Regions from separate parts of the Homo sapiens genome. Here regions 1, 2, 3, 4, 5 and 7 are each linked to region 6. Evidence: chromatin loops called from intact Hi-C (ENCODE). Cell type or tissue: mammary epithelial cell. All regions are shown on one strand. Region 1 holds the start of AMMECR1 (AMMECR nuclear protein 1). Region 2 has its middle 52 kb from the start of CHRDL1. Region 3 overlaps RTL9 (retrotransposon Gag like 9). Region 4 overlaps CAPN6 (calpain 6). Region 5 overlaps AMMECR1 (AMMECR nuclear protein 1). Region 6 overlaps TMEM164 (transmembrane protein 164). Region 7 overlaps RTL9 (retrotransposon Gag like 9).

The links. Peaks named below come from ENCODE experiments on the same cell type or tissue, not always from the same donor. Only the 100,000 strongest peaks of a DNase experiment are listed, where the experiment ranks them.
Region 1: it touches region 6 in a loop (7-fold over the local background); 43 of 110 quality-filtered maps call a loop at or near these places.
Region 2: it touches region 6 in a loop (13-fold over the local background); 20 of 110 quality-filtered maps call a loop at or near these places.
Region 3: a loop joins it to region 6, with 11 times the contacts of the local background. A loop is called at or near these places in 108 of 110 quality-filtered maps.
Region 4: a loop joins it to region 6, with 13 times the contacts of the local background. A loop is called at or near these places in 2 of 110 quality-filtered maps.
Region 5: it touches region 6 in a loop (2.6-fold over the local background); 3 of 110 quality-filtered maps call a loop at or near these places.
Region 7: it touches region 6 in a loop (9-fold over the local background); 108 of 110 quality-filtered maps call a loop at or near these places.

The regions. Positions count from the first base shown.
Region 1 is chrX:110,316,196-110,320,195 of GRCh38, forward strand. It overlaps AMMECR1 (AMMECR nuclear protein 1), which reads right to left and starts at 1,890. Exons shown (of 6, transcript NM_015365.3): 1 at 1,404-1,890. The coding sequence starts at 1,876. It overlaps LOC105373312 (a long non-coding RNA gene), which reads left to right and starts at 2,057. Exons shown (of 4, transcript XR_938504.3): 1 at 2,057-2,253. RefSeq lists silencers at 1,403-1,558, 1,603-1,662, 1,856-2,190, 1,923-2,072 and an enhancer at 1,753-1,882. In mammary epithelial cell, no CTCF peak of the experiment used is centred here; a DNase peak (open chromatin) is centred at 1,956; H3K4me3 peaks cover 2,641 bases; H3K27ac peaks cover 2,738 bases.
Region 2 is chrX:110,845,582-110,849,581 of GRCh38, forward strand. No RefSeq gene overlaps it. Among named protein-coding and RNA genes, the nearest start is that of CHRDL1, 52 kb to the left of the region's middle. In mammary epithelial cell, a CTCF peak has its summit at 1,924 (motif pointing left); no DNase peak of the experiment used is centred here.
Region 3 is chrX:110,411,715-110,415,714 of GRCh38, forward strand. All of the region lies in intron 1 of RTL9 (retrotransposon Gag like 9), which reads left to right. It also overlaps a transcript of AMMECR1 not described here. Among named protein-coding and RNA genes, the nearest start is that of RTL9, 55 kb to the left of the region's middle. In mammary epithelial cell, a CTCF peak has its summit at 1,613 (motif pointing left); no DNase peak of the experiment used is centred here; H3K27ac peaks cover 851 bases; H3K27me3 peaks cover 143 bases.
Region 4 is chrX:111,242,026-111,246,025 of GRCh38, forward strand. It overlaps CAPN6 (calpain 6), which reads right to left. Exons shown (of 13, transcript NM_014289.4): 13 at 3,074-4,000. Among named protein-coding and RNA genes, the nearest start is that of CAPN6, 26 kb to the right of the region's middle. In mammary epithelial cell, a CTCF peak has its summit at 2,419 (motif pointing left); no DNase peak of the experiment used is centred here.
Region 5 is chrX:110,210,350-110,214,349 of GRCh38, forward strand. All of the region lies in intron 3 of AMMECR1 (AMMECR nuclear protein 1), which reads right to left. Among named protein-coding and RNA genes, the nearest start is that of SNORD96B, 13 kb to the right of the region's middle. In mammary epithelial cell, a CTCF peak has its summit at 2,118; a DNase peak (open chromatin) is centred at 212; H3K27ac peaks cover 2,654 bases.
Region 6 is chrX:110,158,306-110,162,305 of GRCh38, forward strand. The region is part of intron 5 of TMEM164 (transmembrane protein 164); the gene reads left to right. Among named protein-coding and RNA genes, the nearest start is that of SNORD96B, 65 kb to the right of the region's middle. RefSeq lists an enhancer at 2,290-2,823. In mammary epithelial cell, a CTCF peak has its summit at 2,352 (motif pointing right); a DNase peak (open chromatin) is centred at 2,626; H3K27ac peaks cover 601 bases.
Region 7 is chrX:110,406,311-110,410,310 of GRCh38, forward strand. All of the region lies in intron 1 of RTL9 (retrotransposon Gag like 9), which reads left to right. It also overlaps a transcript of AMMECR1 not described here. Among named protein-coding and RNA genes, the nearest start is that of RTL9, 49 kb to the left of the region's middle. RefSeq lists an enhancer at 1,718-1,767. In mammary epithelial cell, a CTCF peak has its summit at 2,022 (motif pointing left); DNase peaks (open chromatin) are centred at 2,001 and 3,801; H3K27ac peaks cover 157 bases; H3K27me3 peaks cover 234 bases.

The DNA of each region.
Region 1 (4,000 bases), 160 kb after region 6:
GTACAAATGCACAATTTCCAGGACACTTTATTGTAATTTCCACTTTACATATTAATTTAATATTTTAGTCTAGGCAGAAATGTTTATACTTATACAACAGTAGTCCAATCCTCTAATCTCACAAAATGAAAAGGAGCAGTTTTAAAAGAACATCAATTCAGGTATTTATGATATGGGGGACAAGGGGCACTTGTCTTAGCTGGAAAAGGGGCTGATGCCTTTCAGTACGAGTTTCACTGAAATTTTTTCTGTATTATTTTTCTTGTTGATGCTAAGTACTCAAATAAAAGCAATTGCACTTTTTCTCATTCTGCCCTCTCTTGGTCTTTACATTCTGTCTAGCATTTAACGCAAAAAGTCAGTTTACATTCAGTTTACACATTAAAAAAAAAAAACCATATGCCCCACCTCCCACACATCCAAATGGACAGGGATTAGAATTAACCTGGCTTTTAGCTGTAACAGTGCTATTTTAAAATTTTTCAACCACACACTTGAAGGGTAAAATAATTTAAGATACAAAACCAAAGGAAACCATAACAATTCCTACACATTTACTATTTAACTGTTCTCAAATCATCAAGTATAACATGGATTTCTTAAAAAGTGAAATCGACACAAAAGCGAATGCACGCTTAATGTACAAACTGACCGTGGCTCTGTGGGGACAGTTCTCTTTGAATGAGCTATTATCCAGACGGTGGAATGGAAAAAAAAAAAAAAAAGGTCGCACTCTTCAAATGTGAGGAAGCCGGCAGTGCGCTCGCTACACGAGAAACACATTTTAATGGGTGTATTTGGATAAAAATAAGTAGTAAGGGAAAAATGTGTTTTAAGAAACCTCCCCCCTTCCCAGGGCACAAGAAAACCCAGAGGAGAAGATGGGTAACCTCACAAGCTCCAGAGCTAAGTTCCATCACTAACAGAAGTTGGATAGTTGCTATTTTTCATCCTGCAATGGGATAGTAGTTCTCCATGTGCAAGATACGCGGGGCGGGAATACTGGCGGGGCTTTCACTTGGGGTAATGGAAACCAAAGTGAGGAGAGGTCAACACCTTGAGTAACCCAGATCTCCAAAACCGGGGCAGGGTGAGGGGTGGTGGGGGTGGTGAAGGAGACAAGTAAAGGAGTCAAAACTCCTCGAAGTCATCGCAAAGAGAAAGCTAACACCTCTAGGAGCCACGGGGCCATTCCTTGCAGCAGCACCCTGCTCCAAGTGTGGGGTGCCTGCCTCGGAGGGCAAAAAGCGCAGGGTGCCCTTAGTTCAGTTGAGTAGCTCCGGGGACCCGGGCAGCGAGAGGGCAGGGGCATCCGCCGGCCGGGAGGCGGACTCGCACTTTGCCTCAACTCTGAGCCCCATCCCGAGCGCAAGGGAGAGGGCGGCGGAGGGCACGGTACTCACTAGGGCTCGTTGGTGAATCGGGGGGTCCGGGGCTGCTGGTATCCATACAGGTGACAGTAGAGCACATCGAAGCAAAAGCAGCACATCTCTGCTGACACCACCATCTTCCGGGAGCCCGGCGATGAGGACGAGGCGGCGGACGATGAGGAGGGTGAGGAAGAGGTGGCGGCGGCCGGGGTAGAAAGTAGGGTCCCCACTCCGCAGCTCGGAGGTGGCGACAGGGCGATCCCCCCGCCGCCGCCGCCGCAGCCCTGGGGGGGAGAGAGGGTACAGCCGCTGCCGCTACCTCCTCCGGTTAGACCTCCCAGCCCGTTGAGCCGCGTACCGGCGCCTCCTAGTCCCAGCTCCCCAGCTCGGCACTGGCTCTCTCCGCTGCAGTGGGAGGAGGAGGAGGCGCCACCACCGCCACCCGAGCCAGAGGGGGGCGAACTGGACAGTTTCTGCTTCTTCACCCCGCAGCAACCCGCCGCCATCTTGGAACAGTCTCCCCCACGCAGCGTTTCCGACCCATAAGTGAGGCGAGCTGGCGGCGGGGGCGAGCACGCTGCGGCTCAGGCCGCCGGGGGCGCGCCAGAGGCTGGCGGGGCGCGCGCGCGCCGCTCCCGGCCCCGTCTGCCTAGCCACGCGGCTGCCCCGCGCGCGCCCCCGCCTCGGTGCGCGCTCCTCGCTTTCGCGGCTGGGCGCCTCGCGCCTGTCCCGCCCGACTCGTGCCTCTTCTGAGCCGCAGCCCCAGCCCCAGCCCCAATCTCAATCTCTCCGGCCGGCAGAGGTTGGAAGACAGGAAGCCGATTAGAAAGGAAGGTGAAGGAAACAAGAGTCAGACAGCGGAAAGTGGGAGCAAAGGGAGAAGGTGGGCACGCCCGGGAAGGAAGGAGGGAAAGGGAAACTAGTGGGGGTAGGGGGGAAGAAAGGAGAAAGTCCGAAGTAAGCATCCAGGTCCCAAAGCACAGCTCAGTAACCCCCCGCCGCAAGCAGTATTAATGACACTTAAGCCCAGTTACGTGGAACCTGAGCCACCCGGCCTCAAATACACGGGTTTCTGAACTGTTGGAGTGTGAGCGAGCAGGTGCCCAGAGCTCCATACCTGAGACCGCCCCTGTAAAGTGTGTACAAAGCAATCCAGGAAATGGCCACGCTGCTGTCTTTTTAATTCCAGCCTAAGCACACACCAGGGTACTCTTTCCTTTCCTTATGGAGAAATATTCAAGTCCGACTGAATCTATGTATCTTGTACTTGTTCCCCCAACTTACCCTCCTTGCCCCGTTTAAACATTTAAAAGCCAAAAATAAAGTCCTAACTAATACTTCACTGGTTCAAAGATACTAATTGTGCTTTGGGACTTGCAGTGGTGGACTTTTCTGGTTTTGGTTTTTATTTCTTGGCTTGGGTACAAAGCAATTAGGAATATTATCTGTAGTGCTCAGATCTTAGAGATAAATAGGGAAGGTAATGTACTTAGTCACAAATTGAAAGATTTTGTTCAAGTATATAATTAGCTCTTAATATTCATTTTTAAAATTTCTCAATTAAATGCTTGGATGGATGAGGAGACATATGAGTCAGTCCCTTTCTGGGTGCCTAAGTGCAGCTTAATAATAAAAATAATGACAATAATCAAATGTTAAAATTCGTAGAAATGAACGTGATAGAAATAGAAAGCGTAAGTTATTTGCATTGTATCTACACCATGCTAAAACATCTAGATAAAGTCAGGTATCTGCATATTTAAAAACTGCAGATTGATTTTTGTCACCTTTTTTCTACATGCGTGGGATCTTGCAGATAGCTGGGGGCTGTTCATTCCACTCAGGGAATAAAAACAAAACAATTTATTCATTCAGTAATATTGAGCCTCTGCACCATACTATGTGCACAACACTATACTTCTGTTGAAATCCAGGGCGTACTCAGGAAGTATGCCTCCCGCTCTAAAAGAGTTTATGAATTAAGTCAGATACATGCACATAATCAGATAAATAGCTATTATAGTATGTATTGAACACTTTTTAGGTCTCCAATACCATACCTCGTCCTACCCCATAATCCTTCAGAATAAGATACTATCTCGTTTTATCTTCACAACAATGCTCTGAGGTTACTCATTAACAGATGAGGCTATTAAACCTCAGAAGTAATTTGCCCAACATCACACACCTAGAAAGTAACAGAGCTAGGATTGGAATGCTGGCATGTCTGATTCCAAAAACCATGCCATTATACTACATTGCCTCTCACTAACAATATATGATAACAAGGCTAAGGATGGACAAAAGATAGTGACATTACACTCCAGCAGGTGGAACCGAGGTTAAACAGAAATAAGAACTTAGTTTTTATGGAAAGATTGAGAGACACTGAAATATGTTACCAAGGAAAGATGAAAAATCTCCTTCCAAAAAGATTTTATGAGATAGATAGATGAAAATCTGGAATGGTTAGATGCAGCCTAAAGACAAAAGGGATAGTTTAATTGGTCGGTGATATGTAATTTCATCCTCTCAAACTTCATCACTGTTAGAATTAACCTTAAGTATGAAACAAATAACAATTCTTTGTCAATTACTAGTGGAGTAAAAAAATGCATTAATATTTTGTC
Region 2 (4,000 bases), 690 kb after region 6:
GTATGTTTTTATCTACTTTGTCAAAGATATGTAGATATATGGCCTTATTCCCGGGTTCTCTATACTATTCCTTTGATCTGTGTGTCTATTTTTATACCAGCACCATGCGATTTGGGTTACTATAGCCTTGCAGTACAATTTGAAGTCGGCTAATGCAATGGACATCCTTTTCAATAAATGGTGCTGGGAAACTTGCATTGCCATATGCAGAAGAATGAAACTGAACCTCTGTCTCTCACCATACACAAAAACCAGCTCAAGATGGATTAAAGACTTGAATGTAAGACCTGAAACTATAAAAATCCTAGAAGAAAACCTAGGAAAAAAAGTCTTCTGTACATTGGTATGGGCGAGGAATTCATGACTAAGACCTCAAAACCACAAGCAACAAAAATAAAAAATAAGCAAATAAGACTTTAAACTGTGCACAGCAAAGGAAATAATCAACAGAGTGAACAGACAACCTGCCGAATGGGAGAAAATATTTGCAAACCATGCAACCGACAGGAGACTAATGTCTAGAATTTACAAGGAGCTCATACAACTCAACAAAAACAACAGAAAACCAAATGACTCCATTAAAAATGGGAAAGGATATGAGCAGACACTTCTCAAAAGAAGACATACATGTGGCCAAAAAGCATATGAAAAAATGGTCATCATCACTAGTCATCAGAGAAATGCAAATCAAAACCACAATGAGATATCATTTTACACCAGTCAGAATGGCTATTATAAAAGGTCAAAAAAAAAAAAAGATGTTGGCAAGGATGTGGATAAAAGGGAATGCTTACACACTGTTGGTGGGAATGTAAATTAGTTCACCCTCTGTGGAAAACAGTATGGATATTTCTCAAAAAACTAAAAATAGAACTACCATATGACCCAGCAATCCCACTAGTGAATGTATATCCAAAGGAATTGAAATCAGTATATAGCAGAGATATCTGCACTCCTATGCTTATTGCAGAAGTATTCACCAAGCTTTGGAATCAACCTAAATGTCCATAAATGGATGATTGGATAAAGAAAATGTGGTATATATACACAATGGAATAGTGTTCATCTATAAAAAATAATGAAATCATGTCTTTTCCCACAATATGGATGGAACTGGTGGCCATTATCTTAAGTAAAACAACTCAGAAATAGAAAGTCAAATATCACATGTTCTCAGTTCTAAGTGGGAGCCAAATAATGGGTACACATGAACATGGAGTGTGGAATGATAGATATTTGAGACTCAAGAAAGGTGGGATGGTGGGAGGTGGTGGGGTATGAGAAAATAATGAGTAAAACATACATTATTATCATTATTATCTTTATGGTAGATCCATTTAGATGGACATATTAAAGCCCAGACCTCACCACTATTTAATATATCGATGTAACAAAACTGCCCTTGTGTCCCTTAAATTTATACAAATACAAATAAATTTTTGAAAAGATTCAGCTTTTAGTGTCACCAGCTGTAGATCCCTGAATCCCCAAACTGAGATGGGTGCCCCATCCTATGCTTACCCTATCACAGTGTTATGATATTGTTATAGAGCTTTTTGTTTGTGCGCCAGTCTCTCCAACTAGATTGCGCCTTTCTTAAGAGAGTCAGGCCCTTTCAACTTCATCTGTGTATCCCCAGCACCTAGCTCAGTGTTTTCAACACAATATAGACTCAAGGGGTATTTGAACTAAACTGAGGCGACCCAGCTGTACTGGAACAGGTTTAAGCTTATTTTTTAAATGTCAACAAGTTGCCACAGACAAGTTATCTTTCCTGAAATCTCAGCATGGAAAACTTCTGGACATTTTTCTGGTGGCAGGAAAGATGGTTAATTCGATCTAGGACTCATGAAGAAAATGGCATTAAACAAAGCTGACCTACTACTCTATTAAAAGTTTGGGCAACACTGCCATCTAGTGATGGAATTTAGATATGCTTGAGAATGAGATCTGTAGTTCTTCATGGAAGCCTGGAGAAAACCACTGAGCTTTCGTTTACACAGAGAAAGAGGAATGGCTAGTTTCTCTGAATAAGACATGTAGTTATGCGATGTACATTTCACTCGATAGATCGTGTTAATTGAGGGAAATAAAGGTCTAAATATATCATTTGTTAGCCACCAAGTCCTATTAATGTGGCTAGTTGCTGATGGGGTGGGAATTGCACAGGACAGTCCAGATGGAACCTATTTGTTCCCATTGTAACATTCAGCATCAGATTATGTACCTTATTTTTTTCAAAAGGAAAATATGGCTGGCACAGATCTGCTTTCAGGCATTATACAATCTAATTGGACACAAGAAGCAATTAAGGAATAAGACACCATTAAATTTGACTCAGGTCATTGATTGGCTGTGTGTGTGTTAAACATATCCAAATGTATGCATGAGTGTTTTCAGTCATTCAGGTGGTGGGGGTGTCTATACTTTTTGTAGGAATCCTCAAATAGTTTTGGAATACACTGCCCTTGGAATCATCCTGAGCCTGTTCTAACACGAATAAGAAACAGTAGATGTAATCTACCACACTGCAAGCAGCTGAATGTGTACTGCATTTGGAGTCAAACAGGTTGGAGTTCAGATTACTTGTCTATCACTTACTAAGTGCGTGGCCTTGGGCAAATTACTTAACCTCTATGCACCTCTTCATCTGCAAGATAAGAGTGCAAATAATACTCATCTCATTCAGGTTCTGTGAAGTTCTGTGAGGATTGACTGAGACTGGTATGTAAAGCACTGAAAGCAGTGTAGGCAATTTAGTAAGTGCTTGTAATTTTTGACAAATACTTTGCTACAGCCCCTTTACTGTCCTAAAATGAGACAGAGAAACTCATAGAGCAATGTACCTACCACACACATAATTTTATATATTTGTGTGTGTGTGTGTGTATATATATAAGAGAGAGAGAGGTCCAACTAGTGTGAAGGAGAAATAAAAGGAAATTATTGGTAATAAATAATGAATTTCCATCTGCAAAGATTGAGGCCACACCATGCTATAAGATGTAGGGGAACAGGTAGAAGCTTGCACCTACGTACAGAAACAGCATGAACTCAAACACTACAAATGCAGGCGCATGCAGGGGCATTGCATTAGTGACTCAATTACCATGATCAGCGTTGTTGTTGGCAATATGATCTTCAAAAATGTTAGACAACTCTTGGGAGAGTTCTGAACACAACAAAGAGCAGTTTTCCCTCAATTTACATGGTAGCTGTATTCCTGGAAATTTCAGCATATACTGAAATAAAACTGTGCAAAAAATACTTTGTGTTTATGTATAAATCAGAGTTCTGTTCTAGGCACAGCTAATTATTAACAGATTTTTTTAACCTACATGAATAACTGGGTGGGAGGTGGCATTCAAAATTTGGACAGAATATGGGGCATTCTTCACTGTGTGGAACTGTCTAGCACATTGAGGACGTCTAGCATCCTCTTTTCCATTAAGTGCTTCCCACCTCCTTTGTATACCAGTCTCTATCTTATACATATTCACATGCATACAGAACCATAGAATTAGACAGGTACAGACATAAACTCTCAAGGGGAAATAGAGTCAGGGCCTTGATATTCATCCAGGGCTAGCCTGGAAGAACCCAAGGATGGAGACTGGACAGTGGGTGGGATATGGAGAAGGTTCTTAAAACCTGTAGATTCAGTTATGTTTACAGTCTGGATGAGGTATGCAAGGAAAGGGGTGGTGAGAGAGCTGGGGTGGGGAAGTTGGTGGGAAGGATGGTATTCAGGTACTGAAGACTGAAGAAATGTTGGGAGTCATTGACGAGTAGGCAGCCAGCGTCAGGACCCAAGGTAAAATGAAGGCCCTGGAAAGGCAGAAACTTTGGAACCATGAAGACAGACCCCCAACCAGGATTGAACTAACGGAGCAAAGAAATGGGGTCTGAATACAGCCTGAATGTCTTCCATTCAGCTGGTTAAAAGTGCAGATGTAGAGTCACACAGACCTGGGCTCAAATCTCAGCTCTGCTACTTACT
Region 3 (4,000 bases), 250 kb after region 6:
TATTCAGAATACTCCACCAGCTCCAGTGTAAGAAGTGCATTATTTTCTTTACAGCACTTACCATGATTTACAATGACATGATTTAGCTACTTGTTTTTCTATTATTTCCTCTGCTTACATGTTAGCTTCATGAAAGCTCAGGTTTTGCTTACTCACTATTATATTTCTAGTGCTAGACTGGTGCCTGGCATACAGTAGGTACTCAATAAATACTTGTTGAAGGAAGGAATAAACGAGCTTCTGTAGACCAATGAGAAGATAATGAACAATTCACTAGAAAAATGCTCAAAGAATAATGAACAGGCAATTCACAGAGGAAAGGCAAAGGGCCTATGCCCTATTAAAAGGAACACCAATCAGTAATAATTAAGAAATGCAAATTAAAACAATATTGAGATGATTCAGATGTCAGCTTTTACCTCTCAAATTGGCAAAAATTTAAAAGGTCACTAAAACCCAGGGTTTGTGAGAATCTGGTGAAACAGCACACTCATTCACTCTTGATGCACATCTGGAGGGCAACTGGAAATGTTATTTGAGTCAGCAATTCCTGTCTTAGGAGTTTACCTTTGCAAAATGCTCCATGTATAAGGATGTTCATTTAAACATTATTTGTAAATAGGAGCAAATTGAAAAAACTAAATGACCTCGGTGAAGGACTGGTTAAATCATTTATAATACATCCCAATAATGACATACTAAGCATTACTATGCTAATGATTAAGAGTTTGAGCCTTGGTTAGACTGCCTAGGTTTGACTTCCTCCTCTAGCTTTTATGAGCTGTGTGACTTCGACCAAGTTTCTAACCTCTCTGTGCCGTTTCTCATCTGTAAAATGGGAAAAGTAACAATTCATGAAGTTGTGAAGAGTAAATGAGATAATTCATATGAAATATTCAGATAGGACCTGGCACAGAGCATTTAATAATTGCTACACATTACTATTCCAACTACTAGTATAATGATGACAATGACGATGTAGCCACAAATAAAGACAAGCTAGATCTTTAAATACTGATGTGCAATGATATCTCCAATATAGTATTGTGATAAAAGCAAGTTGCAGAAGAGTAAGTATAGTAGGATCTGATTTTTGTTAAGGGTATTATATGTTACACATACAGGAAAAGACTGGAAGGATAGACAGACTGTCAACACTGGGGAGTAGAATAGGAGAGGTAGATTTTCCCTTGAGCAATAATTAGAGTTGTTTGAAACTAGCATGTGCTACTTTTATAATAAACAAAAGATGTAAAGGGAAAAAAAAGCTCCGTTTGGAATTCCGAGGACAGTTAATCCCACCAGGCTTCACATCCCCCAGTTCTTGGCCACAGCCCAAACGTTAAGCCTCCCTGCTCGTCATCTGTCCTCTCCCATACCATCCTCATACTGCTCAGTGCTCCCATCCCTGCCACCCCGACTCATCCACCTCCCCACTACCGCCCTCTCTCACTCTTCTCAGTACCCTCTGGAAGCCCCCACCTTGCAGTAAACAATTCCCCCTACACCCTGGATAAATTTTACAGAGCACTATTGTCTACCTCCGGGCCTGGAAGTGCTGAAACCTGAGTCTCCACGGCGGATCTCACGGCTTTGCCACCAGCGCCCTCTAGTGGACACTGTCCACACTCCCACACTACAGGCACCCTAGGGCTGGGAGGTGGGGTCTGTGCTCTAGCTTCCCCTGTTTGCTTCCAGGCTGTTAGTCCTCCGTCCTCAGCCAAGAACTCCTCCTTCTCATGCCATCTGGCTACTTCTCTCCTCGTTGACGCTTCTTTATAACCATCCCCTCCTGGTCAACCCCCCCCCACCCCCACATTCAACGAAGAGTTCGACATCTGGCTCATTGTCTTCTTCTCCACCCCAAGTCCTGACATCATTCTGGGTGAGTTGGACATCCGTGATCCATGTACAGGACACACTCTCATCCTAGCCTTACCATGCTTCATCATCAGTCAGAACCCCCTACCATCTACACCTTGCTGGCTGGCCTCAACGCTCTTCTTTTTACCTCAGGAGGCTCTCCAGTTTTTTGAGCCCCCTCCATCCATTTCTTCCATCCCATCAGCCCCTTTCACCTTACTACCTTCCCTCTCCATCCTGGAACATGATGATGATGATGATAAGAATAACAACTAATATGTATGTGCCAGGCATATACTACCCATCTTATGACATCATTTCAGTAATCTCATGTTATCCTCACAATAACTTTATGAGGAAGATACTATTGTGGTTTTCCTTTTAATGAGGTGACTGAGGCTCAGAGAGGTTGAGTGACTTACCCAAAGTCCCACAGCAGAGATGAGATTTGAAGTCAGGTCTGTTTGCTTTCAGAATCTTGCGTATATCCCCAATTCCCTTGCCCTGTGTCTTTCTGCTGCATCCATGAGGCAAAATCCTAAGTCTGGATAAATTTAACTGACAGTTTCCTCCTCTGTGCTTATGCCCAGATGGAGGAACATTGCTGGAGAAAATCCCATCACTTTGTTGGTTAGTCCCACCAGAAAGTCATAGTTTCCAACCTCAGCGGGGCCCTCAACTCAGCTAAACAATCCTTCTAAGTAACTGTCCTGACAATAGCACTTGCAAACTTTCTCCACTGCCCTCTGGAGTCAGACTGTCTGGGTTAGAGTCTGCTTTGGCCACTTCCATGCTCCATACCATGCCAGCCTTTAAGAAAGGGTGAAGTGGAGGAAAAAGGATGAGGGGAAAGGGGAAGTGATATGTATCGAGTGTCTTCTAGGTACCAGCCACTGTGCCAGGTGCTTTGCATGCAGTGTTTCATTTAATCCTGCCAGCAGCCCTGCAAGGGCAATACTCTTGTTATTTTTGCTTTACAGAGGAGGAAGCTGAGGCACAGACAGGTTAAGTCACTCACTAACGTGACACAATTTGTATGTGGAGAAGCCATCTCATTCGTTTAGACCTTCCTTATCTTGATGAATTATTGTGACAAGCTGATAAATGGGTCCCCTGTTACCTATCTCATGCCCTACAATCTACCTTCCATTCTGTTGCTGGGACAATCTTTCTAAAATGCACATCTGACAGTGCTACTACTCTGCTTAAAGTCCTTCCAGAGCTTCCCCTCAGTCTTCAGAATGAAACAGAAACCTTTGATCTTAATGATTTGGCCCTGTCCTTCCTTTCTCACTGCATCCACTACCACTTGCCCATGCAGTCACACAGTACTATTTTTGGCCACCTGATGACACCTTGCTTTCTTCTGAAGAAAGAAGAAAGCATATATATATATATTCTCTGCCTCCCCATCCTCCACACCCTTTCCTGCCCACTTTAAATGCTCCTCTTCTGTGCTTTCACAGCATTCATGTTTATCCCAGTGTGTTATAATTTCCTGCTGTCTTCTCTGTTTCCCCCATTAAACTGGAAGCATCTTGAGAACTGGGATTGTGCCTTAGTCATCTCTGTACTCCCCAGGGCCGTAGCACCAGAGCCATGGTTAAATCTATGTTTGTTGAATGACTGAATTAATGAATGAATAGAGTGAATGAGAGAAGAAAAAGCTCTCACTTGGAAAGTTTAGTGACATGAGCTGTATGGTATCTGATTCTTGGCTGAAGCTGCTGCAGTTTTTCCCTATGACTACAGTGCTATAAAAATATGTCTGCACATGGATAAAGACTGGAAGAGAACTTTCCACACAAAACTAAGAGTTGTGTTAGAGTGGTGAGTGATGGATGCTTTTTTCCCCATTTTCAAAATGTTCTTTAGTGCTGCTTTTGGATTGTTTTGGCAATGTAGCAGACATTGTAGAAATGGAATTTGGGGCTCCCATGGAGGAATCGACAACCAATATGTATTGATGCCCAGTGTACTCTGCTGGGTTCTGGGTGCTGTGGGGAGATGGGTGGGTAAAGGCGACTCATTCTGACTCAGGTTTGCATGGTCAGGAATCTTGCCAATTACGTTGGATTTGCTGGAATAAAAAGATAACTTTCAAGAATTTTCCAAGCTCCTGGGTTGAGGTATTTCT
Region 4 (4,000 bases), 1.1 Mb after region 6:
AGTTCCGGAGTTAAATAAAAACAATCATACCAAAGCCATCTGTTGTTAATGGATGAACATCCATGAGCAAGTTATTTTGCCTCCCTCTTTTCCTTAACTTTCTTATCCTTCAAAAACAGGGATAATAACGGCACTCCATTTGGTTGTTATGGGCATTAAAATGAGATCACATATGTAAAGCATTGAATGTGGAGTTTGATACACAGCAGATAATTTAAAATGCTAGTTCCTTTTCTTTTCTACCCTTTTTAAATTTTTTAAAATTTTGTTTTAAGTTCTGGGATACATGTGCAGAACATGCATAGGTATACATGTGCCATGGTGGTTTGCTGCACCTATCAACCCATCATCTAGGTTTTAAGCCCTGCATGCATTAGGTATTTGTCCTAATGCTCTCCCTCCCCTTGACCCCCACTCCTCAACAGGCCCTGATGTGTGATATTCCCCTCCCTTTGTCCATGCATTCTCATTGTTCAACCCCCACTTATAAGTGAGAACATATGGTGTTTGGTTTTCTGTTCCTATGATAGTTTGCTGAGAATGATGGTTTCCGGCTTCATCCATATCTCTACAAAGGACGTGAACATATTCTTTTTTATGGCTGCATAGTATTCTATGGTGTGTATGTGCCACATTTTCTTTATAGAGTCTATCATTGGTGGGCATTTGAGTTTGTTCCACGTCTTTGCTATTGTAAATAGTGCTGCAATAAAGATGCATGTGCATGTGTCTTTATAGTAAAATGATTTATAATCCTTTGGGTATATATCCAGTAATGGAATTGTTGGGTCTAATGGAATTTCTGGTTCTAGATTCTTGAGGAATCACCACACTGTCTTCCACAATGGCTGAACAAATTGACACTCCCACCAACAGTGTAAAAGCATTCCTATTTCTCCACATCCTCACCAGCATCTGTTGTTTCCTGACTTTTTAATGATTGCCATTCTAACTAGTGTGAGATGGTATCTCATTGTGGTTTTGATTTGCATTTCTCTTATGACTAGTGATGATGAGCTTTTTTTCATATGTTTGTTGGCTGCATAAATGTCTTCTTTTGAGAAGTGTCTGTTCATATCCTTCGCCTACTTTTTGATGCGATTGTTTTTTATTGTAAATTTGTTTAAGTTCCTTCTAGATTCTGTATATTACACCTTTGTCAGATAGATAGATTGCAAAAAATTTCTCCAATTCTGTAGGTTGCCTGTTCATGCTGATGATAGTTTCTTTTGCTGTGAAGACGCTGTTTAGTTTAATTAGATCCCGTTTGTCAATTTTGGCTTTTGTTGCCATTGCTTTTGGTGTTTTAGTCATGAAATCTTTGCCCATGCCTATGCCCTGAATGGTATTGCCTAGGTTTTCTTCTAGGGTTTTCATGGTTTTAGGTTTTATATTTAAGTCTTTAATCCATCTTGAGTTAATTTTTGTATGAGGTGTAAGGAAGGGATCCAGTTTCAGCTTTCTGCATATGGTTAGCCAGTTTTCCCAGCACCATTTATTAAATAGGGAACCCATTCCCCATTGCTTCTTTTTGTCAGGTTTGTCAAAGATCAGATGGTTGTAGATGTGTGGTGTTATTTCTGAGGCCTCTGTTCTGTTCCATTTGTCTATATATCTGTTTTGGTACCAGTACCATGATGTTTTTGTTGCTGTAGCATTGTAGTATAGTTTGAAGTCAGGTAGCATGATGCCTCCAGGTTTGTTCTTTTTGCTTAGGATTGTCTTGGCTATGTGGGCTCTTTTTTGGTTCCATATGAAATTTGAAGTGTTTTTTTTCTAATTATGTGAAGAAAGTTCATGGTAGCTTGATGGGAATAGCATTCAGTCTATAAATTACTTCAGGCGGTATGGCCATTTTCACAATATTGATTCTTCCTATCCATGAGCATGGCTTTATTTTGCATTTGTTTGTGTCCTCTCTTATTTCCTTGAGCAGTGGTTTGTAGTTCTCCTTAAAGAGGTCCTTCACGTCTCTTGTAAGTTATATTCCTGGGTATTTTATTCTCTTTGTAGCAATTGTGAATGGGAGTTCACTTATTATTTGGCTCTTTGCTTGTCTGTTATTGGTGTATAGGAGTGCTTTGTGATTTTTGCACACTGATTTTGTATCCTGAGACTTTGCTGAAGTTGCTTATCAGCTTAAGGAGATTTTAAGCTGAGACTATGGGGTTTTCTAAATATACAATCATGTCATCTGCAAACAGAGACAATTTGACATCCTCTCTTCCTGTTTGAATACCCTTTATTTCTTTCTCTTGCCTGATTGTCCCGGCCAGAACTTCCAATACTATGTTGAATATGAGTGGTGAAAGAGGGCATTCTACCCTTTTTTGTCTGGGGAAAAATTGTCATCCTTGGGGGGAAAAAAAAGCAGTAGCATCTTTGAGCTTAATTGTAATACCATAGTGCCATCTGGTGACCATATGGAATGACTGCATTATCCACATGGGATATTTCATGTCTAACAAAAATCTACAACATGTAAATCTCTAGTGTGTTCTGGGTTAGTGTTATAGGGACAGACAGTGAGGGCTGTACTTGAGAACTGTTCTCCTGAGCTACTCCTTTGGAGATCCCTCCCCTGGTTAGGCACTTTTTCATGTCAGAAAGAAAAATAAGAATTTTCCCCTTTGCCTACCCTAAGATGGTAGATGGCAGGTTGTATAAGCAAATGAGTGAAGTCTTCACACATCCCTTCGGCTCTAAGGAAGATGCTGGGAAAGGGGAGTTGGTATTTTGTCTTGTTGAGAGATCTTCCCTTGAAAGATTTGGCTACTGTACCTATGGCCTCGAGTCCAATCCCAAATAGGAGTTTCAAACTCAAGTAACCCCGAATAGCACCTAGCTGTCCCTAAATATGAAATAAAGGCCCCTCTTCATTCTTCCAACTACCCCAGAATGCAAAGAACTGTACCATCAGAGTGTAGCCAGGGCTTTTGAATCCATCACACTTTTACCTGAGCTCAGATTTCATGAAGTACCTCAACCCCCACCTCCAGTGGCTTTGAAACAAGTCTTAACAGATGGTCACTCTTGCCATCCATCCCATGCCATCAATTCAAGTCAAGACTGATCAATGTACTGAATATGAACTTTATTGTGATTTGGTTTATGTAAGGCAGTGTAGTGAAGGCACTGCAGAAGTTAAACAGACTGGAAAACATGGTAAAAAATGAGCGAGCTAAAAATGAATGCTTGCTGGTCTAGGTAGGCTAAGTACTACAACTATGTTTCTTTTTCATCATTGCAGAAGCGTTGAAATATTGTTGAAGGTGGGGGTTTGGGGTGGAATTAGGGAAGGCTTCATGGAGGAGGTGGCATTTATACTGGGCCTTGAAGGAGGGGCAGAAAGTTGATAGGTTAAGATGGAGGGAAGTACATTTCATAATGACTGACTCTAGAGAAAATTCTGTAGAAGTACTGAAAAATGAGAGGGCAAACAAACACCCCCAGCGAGTGAAGCATCCCAACTGAGAGAAAAGTCTGAGGAGTCTGGGCTGGGACCAAAGTCTCAAGTCCCCAGATGGGGTCTTCAGTACAAATGATATTAGGAGGCACAGGACAATGGGCTTGTTTGTAAACCTAGCAGCAGCGAGAGGTTTCACATTGCAGTCAGGGGCCCCAAACTGGCTGTAATATGTCTGGATGAATTCTCTCATCTTTTAGGTGTGTATGGTACTTACTTATCTTTCCTCTTGCCCACTGACTGCCTGAATGGTAGTTCGTGCGCGCCCATGTGCGCGTGTGTGAGTGTAGGTGTGTGTGGATGGGTGGGGGACCGAGGCTTTGTCTCCCACTGCAGCTTCTTCCACTTTTCCGTCTTGTGGCACACAGCAGGCTTCCATTGAGCTGAAGCTCAGGCCCCTCTCACTGTCTAGGACTCATTGAACTCCAGCTCTTGATTAAGCACCAGGAAGCTTTCTCAACATGAAGGTAAAATTTACTGTCGGGGGTGACTTGGGTTAGGGCAGGACTACACTTTCCGGAGGTGATGATGGTG
Region 5 (4,000 bases), 52 kb after region 6:
GTACTGTGAAAAGCATTTTCCTGGATATATGAAGCTCATATTTTTTAAGTTAGAAGAGAGAAAAAACATGATGTATATCATAGTTGGGAAAAACTAACCAAGAGGGGAAACATAACATATACAACCAGAAGTCATTTCGCTGGGTGACTTCATGAGTCATGCTTACCATCTGTGTATGAATGGGAACTCTGTTTTCAATGGCACATTAAGAGGAGCTAAAAAATGTAAACCTTTAAGGGGGGAGTGAGGGTGAAAAGAACATTAACTTCTAAAATATGTGGGAGATAATGACAGTAGCCAATTTATTCATCTCATCTGTTTACTCTCACGAAGGTTGTTACAAAAGCACCCTATTATTAACTGCAACTGAACACGTCAGAATTGAGCTGTGATCACTCAAGAGGTGTGCCTTGGAGGTTGCTTTTAAAGTGAAACACAGCTTTCTGAGTACCAGGAGTCCAACGAGGCTCAAATACAATGACAGATGCTTTGGTACTTTAGGGACAGAGTGAGATCAGGGGCCTGAGGTATAGCTTTATAGTCCAGGGACAGATTTTTGGCATCATACAATAACTGTGCTGGCCAGCCCCACCCAGCATGGGTTGATTCCATGTACGTATTGTGTGCTCCAATGGAACAGTCTGTCTTGGGACCACAATGTATTGCCCAGGTGACAGCTGTATAGAAAAAGTGAGATACCAGTGATCCAGGTAGCCAGATATAGGAGAAAGTGACTAATGGTTTGTGAAAATGTCATTAATCTTTTGAAATCTGATCTAAGGAGTTACTTTAGAATACAGAGAATATTTTTACTTCATGCCTTCAAGTGATCTTGTCTCTAAAGCACAGAAGTAAAAGACGCTTGATTACAATTTAGAAAATATTTTGACTTCTGTCAGCAAATTGCTACATTAGCTTCCACAAAATCACTGGTAACATACTTGCTATACGAATTCTTCTACAAACAAAAAGTTTATTCATTTATATCATCCTGAAAATGAGCACCTATGAGGTGACACACATAGAATCACCCCTCAAGTCAAGCTCCAGTCCATTGTAATGTCTGGTTTTATATCCTTTCAGATTTTTAAAAAGGAAACATGGCTCCCAAACAGTTTAACTCTACAAGTTCCAGGCTATGTCATTTTGGCAGGCTCCAACATGCTGCATGAGTTTTTCTTTCTTTACAAAGCACCATGTCTGTCAATCACCCTGTCATTCAGAATTAAGAAAATGATGTCAACTGAAGAACACAGAACAATGGTGATGAGTTTCCGTGTTCAAACACAAAGCATATCATGTCAGATTTATCTAGGGGAGCAATTTTCCTCATTTAACAACCATTTTAGCCTTGCAGGTAGACATTCCAATTTATCAGCTAATGAAATTTTTCCTCAAATTATTCACTCTTCATCCTTCTCATACCTACTAGGACAATAAGTACATCATGATGTGGGCAATGATCAGTTATTCTTGGAAGGGTGGGGCCACTGCTCTAATTTGTCCTTACTGCCTTTTGTGGATGGCTGTTATTTTTAATGACTGCCCAGATTCCTTCAGAGGCTACCCATAAACACTTATTTTAAATGTTATAATTACTATTCTGAGGAAATAGAACATATGGAAGCATTATTGATTAGTCTGTCAATTCAATATTGACTTGAAATTAGTTACAGCCATTTGTAAAACCATTTGTCAAACATCCCTCACATTATCAAACAGAAGCACTCTAGCTCCTAAAACAAGGTCTAAAGTAAATCCTACTTTCCTACTAACTTCCATTATAAAATTAGAGACATGTTATCAGAAGAAAGTTCCCAAATAGACCGAGTTAAAAACCTTGCATGAAAAAGACAGTAAGATGGTAGCCAGACGCGTGGCAATTCATTTGTTTCCTGATCATCTGAAAACTGGGTGGCTATTACCACTGATCGTGGTCACGTTCCTCATCCTCATGACCACAGGGATATCTGTCTTGGTAGCGAAGATATCTACCTCTATGCTTTGGGACTTCTAGACTTTGCCCTCTTCCTGCTTTAATCTGGGCATTTTCATCCCTTTAATTAGGAATTCCACTGCAGTAACACACTTAACCAGTGGGGGTCAATTCTCAAACTGTACTTCCACCAGAAAAGTGCTACGTTAGAAGCTTCTGTTTGTATAAAACATGCTCATTATCTATCTTCAACTTTAACATTCTGTATTAAAATTCTGTAATAATCTCCTTGTTTTCCCCTGTGGCATAAACATACACAGGACTTCACATTTCAGGTTAAAATTGCATACTTATGGTGAATAGGATATTTTTTCTTGGAAGAAAAGTTGTACCTATTAGTGTGAAAATTCTCGTGAAGCATATACTTTCATAATATAGACTGACTTCTCAAAAAGGAAATTCAAAATATAATTTACTTATATACAAAGATAAACCATAAAGACTTCCCCACAATCTTTTAAATAGTGATTGCATATTCAATATGATCTGTTATGTAACCAAATATTCAGATTTATTGATACAAAGACAGATAAAGAATGGAAAAAAAATTTTAAAAAGTCTTAGTATAATATATAAAAGATAATGGAAAGAAATATTCCAAAATGTTAACAGTAGTTATTCTCAGAATGGTGTAATTATAAATGACTCACATTTCTCTCATTATATGTTTTTAATTTAAAAAATTTTCTTCTTTGATAAGTTAAAATTGCTATTATGAACAGAATATATGTATAAAGTTTATTTTCCATTTTTATTGTAGTAAAATACACATAAAATTTGCCATTTTAACAATTTTAAAGTGTACAATTCAGTGGTATTAAATACATTCACAATATTGTACAACCACCACCACTATCTGGTTCCAGAACTTTCTCACCACTCCAAATGGCAACCCTGTACCATTAAGTAGTCACTTCCCATTTACCCCTCCCCCTAGCCCCTAGCAACTATTAATCTGCTTTCTATCTCTATGGATTTGCTCATTCTGGATATCTCACATAAATGGAGTCATACGGAATGTGGCTTTCTGTGTTTCACTTCTTTCACTTAGCATAATGTATTCATGGTTCATTCATGTTGTAGCATGTATTTCACTTCTTTTTATGGCTGAGTAATGTTCAATTGTATGAATATAACATATTCTATTTATCCATTCATCTGTTGATAAACATTTGGGATGTTTCCACCTTCTGGCTATTGTGAACAGTGCTGTTATGAACATTCATGCACAAGTTTTTGTTTCAACACTTCAATTCTTTTGGGTATATACCTAGAAGTGAAATTGTGTCAACGTATAATTTTTTAATGCCTTTAATTCCATTTTGGCATTCTGTGTTTAGTAATGCTTTTTCAGAATCATTAAGGATAACCCTTAGAATATCATTCCCACAATACTATTACTCCATTTTCAATCACTGAGTAAGGTACATATTTTTTTAAGACCAAATCACATTCTTGTACTTAAAAATATAATTTCCACCCTTATTCGTTGTATACAAATTTCTCTTCTGCCAAATACCTGAAACAATGATGAACTAACTGAAAAGGATGGGCTTTTCCTCTTAGCATAGCCATTCTAACAGTAACTAATTCACTTTCAAATACTTGTATATTAAAAGTAAAAAAAAAAAATGGGGGCCAGGCACGGTGGCTCACGCCTGTAATCCCAGCACTTTGGGAGGCCGAGGTGGGTGGATCACGAGGTCAGGAGATCGAGACCATCCTGGATAACACGGTGAAACCCCATCTCTACTAAAAATACAAAAAATTAGCCAGTCATAGTGGTGGGCGCCTGTAGTCCCAGCTACTCAGGAGGCTGAGGCAGGAGAATGGCGTGAACCCAGGAGGCGGAGCTTGCAGTGTACTGAGATCACGCCACTGCAGTCCAGCCTGGGCGACTGAGCGAGACTCTGTCTCGAAAAAAAAAAAAAGTGTATTTTTTGCTTCAATAGGGAACTAATACTTAATAGAAATTAATATTTAAGCCCCCTAAAATATATTAAA
Region 6 (4,000 bases):
CTGGTTTGTACGGTTACCCCATTTGGGGTTCAGCAGCCTAAGTGGAGGTGCAGGACATCTGGCTGGAGGGATCCGTCCAATGTTGAGGCTTTGTAAGTAGGGTCAGTATTGTTGAAAATCTAGAAAGTGAGGGATGTTTGAGGGGTTCTGGAGAGTTTTGGTAATCCTGCAACGCACTGTATTGCTTTCAGGTTTCTGACCAAGGACAGGTCACCCAAGGAGCAATAGCAGAATGGGAGACAGAGCAGCACTTTATTATTAGCTGAGCAGGCATCCAGTATCTTTAGTGCTGGGCGAGAGCTTGCAGCTTTGTTCTCAACATCTAGGTGAGCTTCCCACTCTGTACCTAGAGAATATAATGTGGCTAGATGTGTAGCACAGGCCCCCCCATACTTTCCACCCTATCAAAGGCATTGAGAAGCTAGAGAGGAAAGTGAAGAGGCCTGGCTATGCAGAGAGACAGGTTCTGCTGAGATGTGCACGACGAAATACACATGCTGCCCATTACAAAGCTAGACTACCTGGTTTCAAATACTGGTTCTCCTCCTTACTAGCTGTGTGACTTTGGCCAAGTTCCCTTACCTTCTCCAAGCTTCAGTTTTCTCATCTGTAAAATAAAAATAATAACAGTACTTCCTCATGTGGTTGTAATTAGCATTAAATGACTTAATGTATTAATATATAAAGTGCTTATAACAGTCCCTGTCATGTAATGGTGGTATATAAGTTGTTTGCTATTATTAGTATGGTTTCAGCTTGCCAATATACTGTGGCCCTGCCTACTAATCTAATAAAATGTGGTTTGAGCAGTTTTTTAGGTTCTCACCTTTAGTAAGCCACCCTTTGGGGATGATCTAGTGAGGGGATAGATAGAAGTGTGGGGAGAGGGGGATGAAGAGTTCTGCTTCCCACCAGGGAGTTGAGAGTGCTGGTGTCAGAGTTCGAGGCCATGGGGTCCAAGCTGGTGTGGAAGAAAGGCTAGAAGAGAGCTGGGGAACAAGGAGGAATTCTATGGAGGGAGGTAAGGAGCATCAAGGGATCACAGGTCACGAGGAGGTCTAGGGGCATGCGCATAGTAGGAATAAGGATATGAAAGCTGAACTGTCGGGAGGTTGTGGTCAGATGATCCCAGCAGAGGCGGGGCAGTTCAAAGTGATGACAGAAGGCAGGTTGTGGTTAGTGCGGTGGAGTAGACCTGTAGAGTTGAGGAGGTTCAGGAGGCCACGAGGTTAGGGTATTGGAAGAGGTGCCTGCATGGATGTTAAAATCACCCAGAATGCCATCAGGAAAAGGTATAAAAGAAGGTGGTAAGCTAAGTGACACTGATCTGAGGTGAATTCAATGACCTGGAGGCCAACAACAGGTGACAGTGACAAAGAGGAGGAACTGAATCTTGAAAGAGAACGAGGGAAGAGTAAACGTCTAGAAGCAATAATGGAGGGCTAGAGGAATCTTCAACTTCCCTTCCCCCACAAAAAATTGCTGCAGGAATAGAAGGATTAAAAAAGAACAGCCTTCTCAGAGCTGTTAGTGGAAGAAATCACACCCTCAGTGGACAGCCAGGGTTCCTTAGGGTGAGGAGGTGAAAGGGACATTCTGGGGAAAGGTGGCAGGTATAGACAGATTGGTTGATCATAAACACCCCAGGCCAGTGGTGGTGGTGGGCTTCCAGAGGTTCTAGTGGGATGGGTTGGGAGGAAGTCAGCCACAAGGTGGTTGGAGGAAAGTGCCCACACAGCTTTAGGCCCACAGCTTGGTCCTGCCTACAGCTGGTGACACAACTCAGGAGTTCCCCTCTCTTCATCCTTGTGATGTGTTTCGATTGGTTGGTTGTGTTTGTTTTCATTTCGGCAGCAGTTCTTAACCTGGGGTTCACAAATAGGATCTTAAGGGGTTCATTCACTTGAATGGGGGGAAGTCACATCTTTATTTTCACTGACCTCTAGCAGAAATGTAGCACATGAACGCAGACAACAAGCACCAGTGGTATTAGCCCTACCTGTGTCTTTGTTGTCAGTAGCAATCACAGATGGCTTCCTATCACATTTCAGTAGTAGCGGCCATCTCAGGATAGTGTTTATGCTCATCTGCTTTGAAAGTGATGGTAGTTATTAGGCCTGCTGCTAGATCTTGTGATTAAATGTATTTATAAAGAAACATAATTAGTATATTACAAAATTTTAAAAATATTTTGGTAACTGTGTTTTAATATAATTGAATTCCTTTGGCTTTTATTTTATGCATTTCAAACACTGTTCTGAGAAGGAGTCCTTTGGTCTCCCCAGGCTGCTGGGGTGCAGGGGGTGGGGTGGAGGGCCTGCTTCAAGTCTGCTGGGAAATCCCTTTCTATTTCACTAGAGGGAGCTCTTGTTTCAGAATTGCTGAGCAGTGACCCTCAGGCTTGACACCCAGTAATAAGGTTGTTTTTTTGTTTTGTTTTGTTTTTTTGTTTTGAGACAGAGTCTTGCTCCGTCACCCAGGCTGGAATGTAGTGGTGTGATCTTGGCTCACTGCAACCTCCACCTCCTGGGTTCAAGGGATTCTCATGCCTCAGCCTCCTGAATAGCTAGGATTACAGGCATGCGTCACCATGCCCAGCTAATTGTTGTAATTTTAGGAGAGGTGGGGTTTCACTGTGTTGCCAAGGCTGGCCTTGAATCCCGAAGTGCTGGGATTACAGGCGTGAGCCACCGTGCCTGCCTGAGAAGGCTGTTTTGAAATACAGGCAATTCAGATGTTTTTGGAGGACATTTCAAGAAACTGGGGTTAAGAACCTCAGTGTTGTTTGTTCTAGGCAGGCCACCTCTCTCTTGAGTGGGCTTTCAGCTCATCTTCTGGAGGATGAGGATTGGACCTCCTGTGCTAGTTACTTTCTGGGACCAGTTAAAGCGGAAGTACTTTGGCCAATGGCAGCTCAAAAACTGGCCCCAAGGTCATGCTGACATCAGTATCCAGGCTGAGTTTCCTGTTTCTCCTCCATACCATTGAGCCCATTGCCCCTCCCATCTAGCTAGTGTTAGGATGTTAGAGAAGTTCCCCTCTTCCATGAGGCTTCCCTGCTCCACTATACTGGTCAGGTAAGGGCAGGTGAAAGTATAGGAACTCTGGTAAATCCTGAGGCTCCTAAAGGGTTAGTGGATGAGGGGGGACCTGAGGGATTTGACTGATTGGCGAAGGGCTGAGCCTTGTGCAACAGGTGGGTAGGTGAGTTTCTGAAGACCACTGGATTGTCCCTGCTGAGGAAGAAGTGATTGGTGCTCAGGAGTCCTTTGTGGGAGCAAATGGTTAAGTCAAGTGTTTTCTGCCTTAATTTTCTCACCTTCCAGGAGACACTGCTCCTCACACCTGGCCAGACTCTGTCCCCTTCACTGGCAGCTTTTCCCAGGTCTCTTGGTTCATCTTCCAGCTCCAGGATTCCCTCTAAGTCAGTGTTTCTCCTATATGGTTGGAGGACCCAAGCATCAGGATCATCCTGAAGCGCTTGTTACTACAGTGGAGATTCCAGGGCCCACTCAGACTTCCTGGATTCAACTCTATGGGGCAGGGCCCAGGAAGCTGCATTTTCCACAACTTCCCTAGGACAGTTGTTTTCAAAGTGTGGTCCCTGGAATAGTAGTATCTGCCTAACCAGGGAACCTGTTATTAATAAAAATTCTCAGATTCCAGATTCCAGGCCTCACCCTAGATCTACTAGAAACTCTAATCAGAAACTCTGAAGTAGGGCCCAGCAAGCTGGATTTTAAGAAGCCCTCCTAGAGATTCTGATTTTGACCCACACTCAAGTTTGAAAGCCACTGCTGTAGCGGATTCTGATACAGAACGAGTTGAAACCTTGTTGCCTCAGATGATCCAAGAGTTGGCTCCCCCTTGCGTAAAGCTCAGCAGAGACACAGCTAAGGTCACACAGCAGCTTGGTAAGAGTAGGTAAGAGTAGAAGCTGGGACCTGGGTCCTTGGACTTCAGTGCATATTCTGCTAGGTCAGGTCCACCTGTTGGATTC
Region 7 (4,000 bases), 250 kb after region 6:
GTGTTCTCATTGTTCAACTCCCACTTATGAGTGAGGACATGCGGTGTTTGGTTTTCTGATCTTGCGATAGTTTGCTGAGAATGATGGTTTCCAGCTTCATCCATGTCCCTGCAAAGGACGTGAACTCATTCTTTTTTATGGCTGCATAATATTCCATGGTGTATGTGTGCCACATTTTCTTTATCCAGTCTATCATTGATGGACATTTGGGTTGGTTCCAAGTCTTTGCTATTGTGAATAGTGCCGCAATAAACATAGGTGGGCATGTGTCTTTATAGCAGCATGATTTGTAATCCTTTGTGTATATGCCCAGTAATGGGATCGCTGGGTCAAATGGTATTTCTAGTTCTAGATCCTTGAAGAATCTCCAGTGTCTTCCACGATATTTGAACTAATTTACACACCCACCAACAGTGTAAAAGCATTCCTCTTTTTGGTTCTGGAAAGTCTTATGCTCCTCTGCTTTCTATAGTTCTCATAGTGCCTGGCATGTAGTGTGTGCTCCATAAATATTGACTGATTGATGAATGTGTGGATGTTTCATGCAATAGTTTTTGGGTTGTTCAACACCATTTCTTAATGCTAAGCAAACAGGTTAGAACCTTCAAGATGTCTGTTGTCTTAATCTAGTTGCTTGCACTGAGGTAACTTTTTAATATCATCTCTGCACAGGAGCTGAATGCCTTCTTTGGCACCTGGATGATTGATTGTGTTTTCTCCTTTTCCTCGGAAAGCTCTGGTATTGCGCAAACGCTGCTTTAGGTGATTAACAATGCCGCCAACTTCACCAGTCACCTTTGCAGACAATTCTTGAATTTTATAGGAAAGTGGGAACCTGTTTAAGTATAGTTTCTAGTTAATTCTGCTTCCCCATCCTGGTTTGCTCAATGCTACATAAAAGATTTTCTTTGTGGAATGAGACAGAATAGAAAAAATAAAAATACATTCTCAATGGCTGGGTGAAGAGAGTCCTTGAGATTTTACCAGCTTGGTATTTCTCACTGTTGGAACTTCAACCCAGGATGCAGATTCATCCTAGTGAGCCTCACAGGAAACTCTGCCTTGGTCTAGAAGATACAGTGCAAATATATAGGATAGGACAGGTAAGGTCAGCAGAAGCCACTTTTCAGCACATACCATGTGATTGCTAGAATAATACAAATAACAACCATTTACTAGCAGATTACTATGTGGCAGGTACTGTGCTAAGCATTTTCCAGACATTCATTATTGTTGCCATTTTTCCAGGTGAGCAAACTGCAGCTCAGAGAGTCTAAGTGAATTTCTTTGTCTTTAAGCAGTATGAGATAGACCCTGGACTTGAACTCAGGTCCATCTGATTCCAGAGTACATAGTCCTTTTGCTACAGTGCTTTGCAGGGAGCTGTGCTGGCTTCTCAAATGGTTTGGGGCTATCTGTGTGAGGCTGACAAGAAAACTATTTAAAGGCTGGTAGAAGAGGGCCCTAACAGAAGGTCTGACTCTCATTTTCTTTCTATTTGCAGAAGATAATTCTTTCCTGTTTCAATATCAGAAGGGGATCTAGCTGAAGGCAAAAGGCCACAGGGTTCTGGTGAGGCACAAGTTCAAACCTTGCTGTAGTTGGACCTGTTCTACTGACTATCAACGGCCTGGGTCTGTGGGTGATCATAGTGTCAGGGGGCTGGAGATTGGAAGTTCAGAGTGGAAGAGCTGGCATATGCCGCAAAATGCACCCTGTTGGGATGGAGCAGGAAACTCAACTGCAGCTGAGTTTAGTGGGGCACCCAAAGAGAGTGGCAACAACAGGTATCAATTTAGAGAAGCACTTGGCTTTGGTGAAAGCAGAAGTCCTGCCCAGCCTAGCTGAACTGAGCAGGAGCAGGTGAGGCTTAGGAGTCCTGCCAGGTGCTAGTAGCAAGGATGGGACTCTAGTCCTTGGAGGCAAGGGTGAAGGAGTTGGGAGCCTGGGAAGAACCAGACAAAATCCCAGTTCCACAGAAACTGAATGACTAGACTGGTGGCTCTCAACTGAGACAATACTGCCCCCTAGGGGACTTTTGGAAAATGCAAGAGGGTATTCAGAGGACTGGAAATGGGGATGCTAGATGTTCTCCAACGCCCACGACAGACTTGCAAAATGAAAAATAGTCTAGCATCCCGAATAATTTTTGAATGTTCTGCTGGACTTCCATGGAGCTGAAAACTGCTTTTCTAATTATCTAAACTTTTACTATAAATGTTTTATACCTAAGCATAAAGGGTTTTGCTTCCCCTGCCCCGACCCCACAGTTTTAATCAACTATTCTGTAAAGATATGGAAGATTACATGGTTACAGAGGATCACACAGACTCATTCACCATTTCAGGAAATCATGTCAACAATTGTGATGTTGCTTTTGGAATTAATCAATATAACATATCAGTTTGTGTCCATAACTGTTGCATTCATGGGGATTCTATATAAAGGCACAAGCTTCTGACTACTTCATTTAATCATTCAATGTAGTCCTGTGTGAGCATTTACAGAGTTAAATACATAGTGTTTTATTATGTATTGCTTTATTTTCTCTTTATGTGGCAGGACATATAGCTATCTTTTTGAACTTATGCGTGTAGGTAGGTTATAGTACCTAGAAATTTAATTTCAGGATAGTAAAGGGGTGAAGCAAAAGCAGATTTATTATAAAAGAGAGGATGTTAAGTCTGATAAGGTTGAACACCACTGTGCTAGCCTGATGGCTTCGTGAGGGCCAGGACCATGTGTTTTGCTTCCGTTTGGCCTAATTAACTGAGGTGCTTATAAATAATGAATAATGAATGTGGATGCAAGCACACAGCTGGAGTCAGGCATGTAGGTCAGCATAGTCGGGGTATATAAAACTGGCAGGAGATGGGGACTTTTTTTTTTGAGACGGGGACTTTTGATCACCAAAAGAAGGCAGGATCCCAGTTATCAGAAGAGAAACCATAGTTCAGAGTTTGCCTCAAAGCTAGAGCGTCCTAATGTCAAGGCCCAGGGCTTCCTACAGTCCTCTTATCTTGAGACATGCTGGAGCCAAGGGACTGACGTCAGATGGTCCCAGTGGTGAAGAGAGTTGTGTTTACATTCTCACTTGCTGGTATCAATCGTAGGGGCCCAAAGACCTCACTACCTAAAAAGAGGGCTGTTTTCCAGCTTAGCTGTACCTCTTTGCATTGTTTTGTCTGGCCAAGACAGAGAGGATACCAGGGAAAATGAGGCTCGAGTATTGTACGTATAATCTGTCAATGCCCTCCATGCCCCCATTAGGATCTCAGGCTGTCTTGGCCTTCAGGCAGATCCAGCTCCCCCATTTTTCTGTTGTTGCTGCTGCTGTTTTTTTTTTTTCACTCCCCTGATCCCATCAATAATACGTGTACTCCTTCCTTCTGGGTCCTGTCCTCAAAGGTAACTGCTAAATATCTGACAAAGGAATGGCTAAAGCCTTCAGGGCTCCTGATAAGAGAATGGGCTCCCACTTAGCAAGAAGGGCAGGGGGCAGCACCTCACTTAGAGATATGGTACATAAGTACAGAGGGAGGTATTGAACCACCTGTTGTCAGGAGCAGAAGGGACCCTGAGGTCATCTGGTTCACTAGATCCCAAACCTGGCTGTACAATGGAATTACCAGGAATGCTGTTGAAATACAGATGCAGTGTGGCTCCTAATCCTCAGAGTCTGATTCAGTAAGTCCGAGATGAGGACTTGAATTATCTGCATATTATTAACAGTATCACTGGTGATTTTGATGAGGAACCCAGTTAGGGAAACCACTCAGACTGACTTTCTCGTTTTATGGGTAGCCAGCTGAGTCACCGACAGGGATGATGACTCGCCTCGGGTCACAGAGCAAGTCATGGCAGAGTTGGAAATGGAACTCAGGGTTTTTCCTCCCCTGTATTGGTGGTGGGACGATCTGACATTATTAGTGTGGGAAGAAGGACCTTAAATTTCACTGTACAAGCTGCTGCTCACTCTGCCTAGAGGTAGAGGACAGAG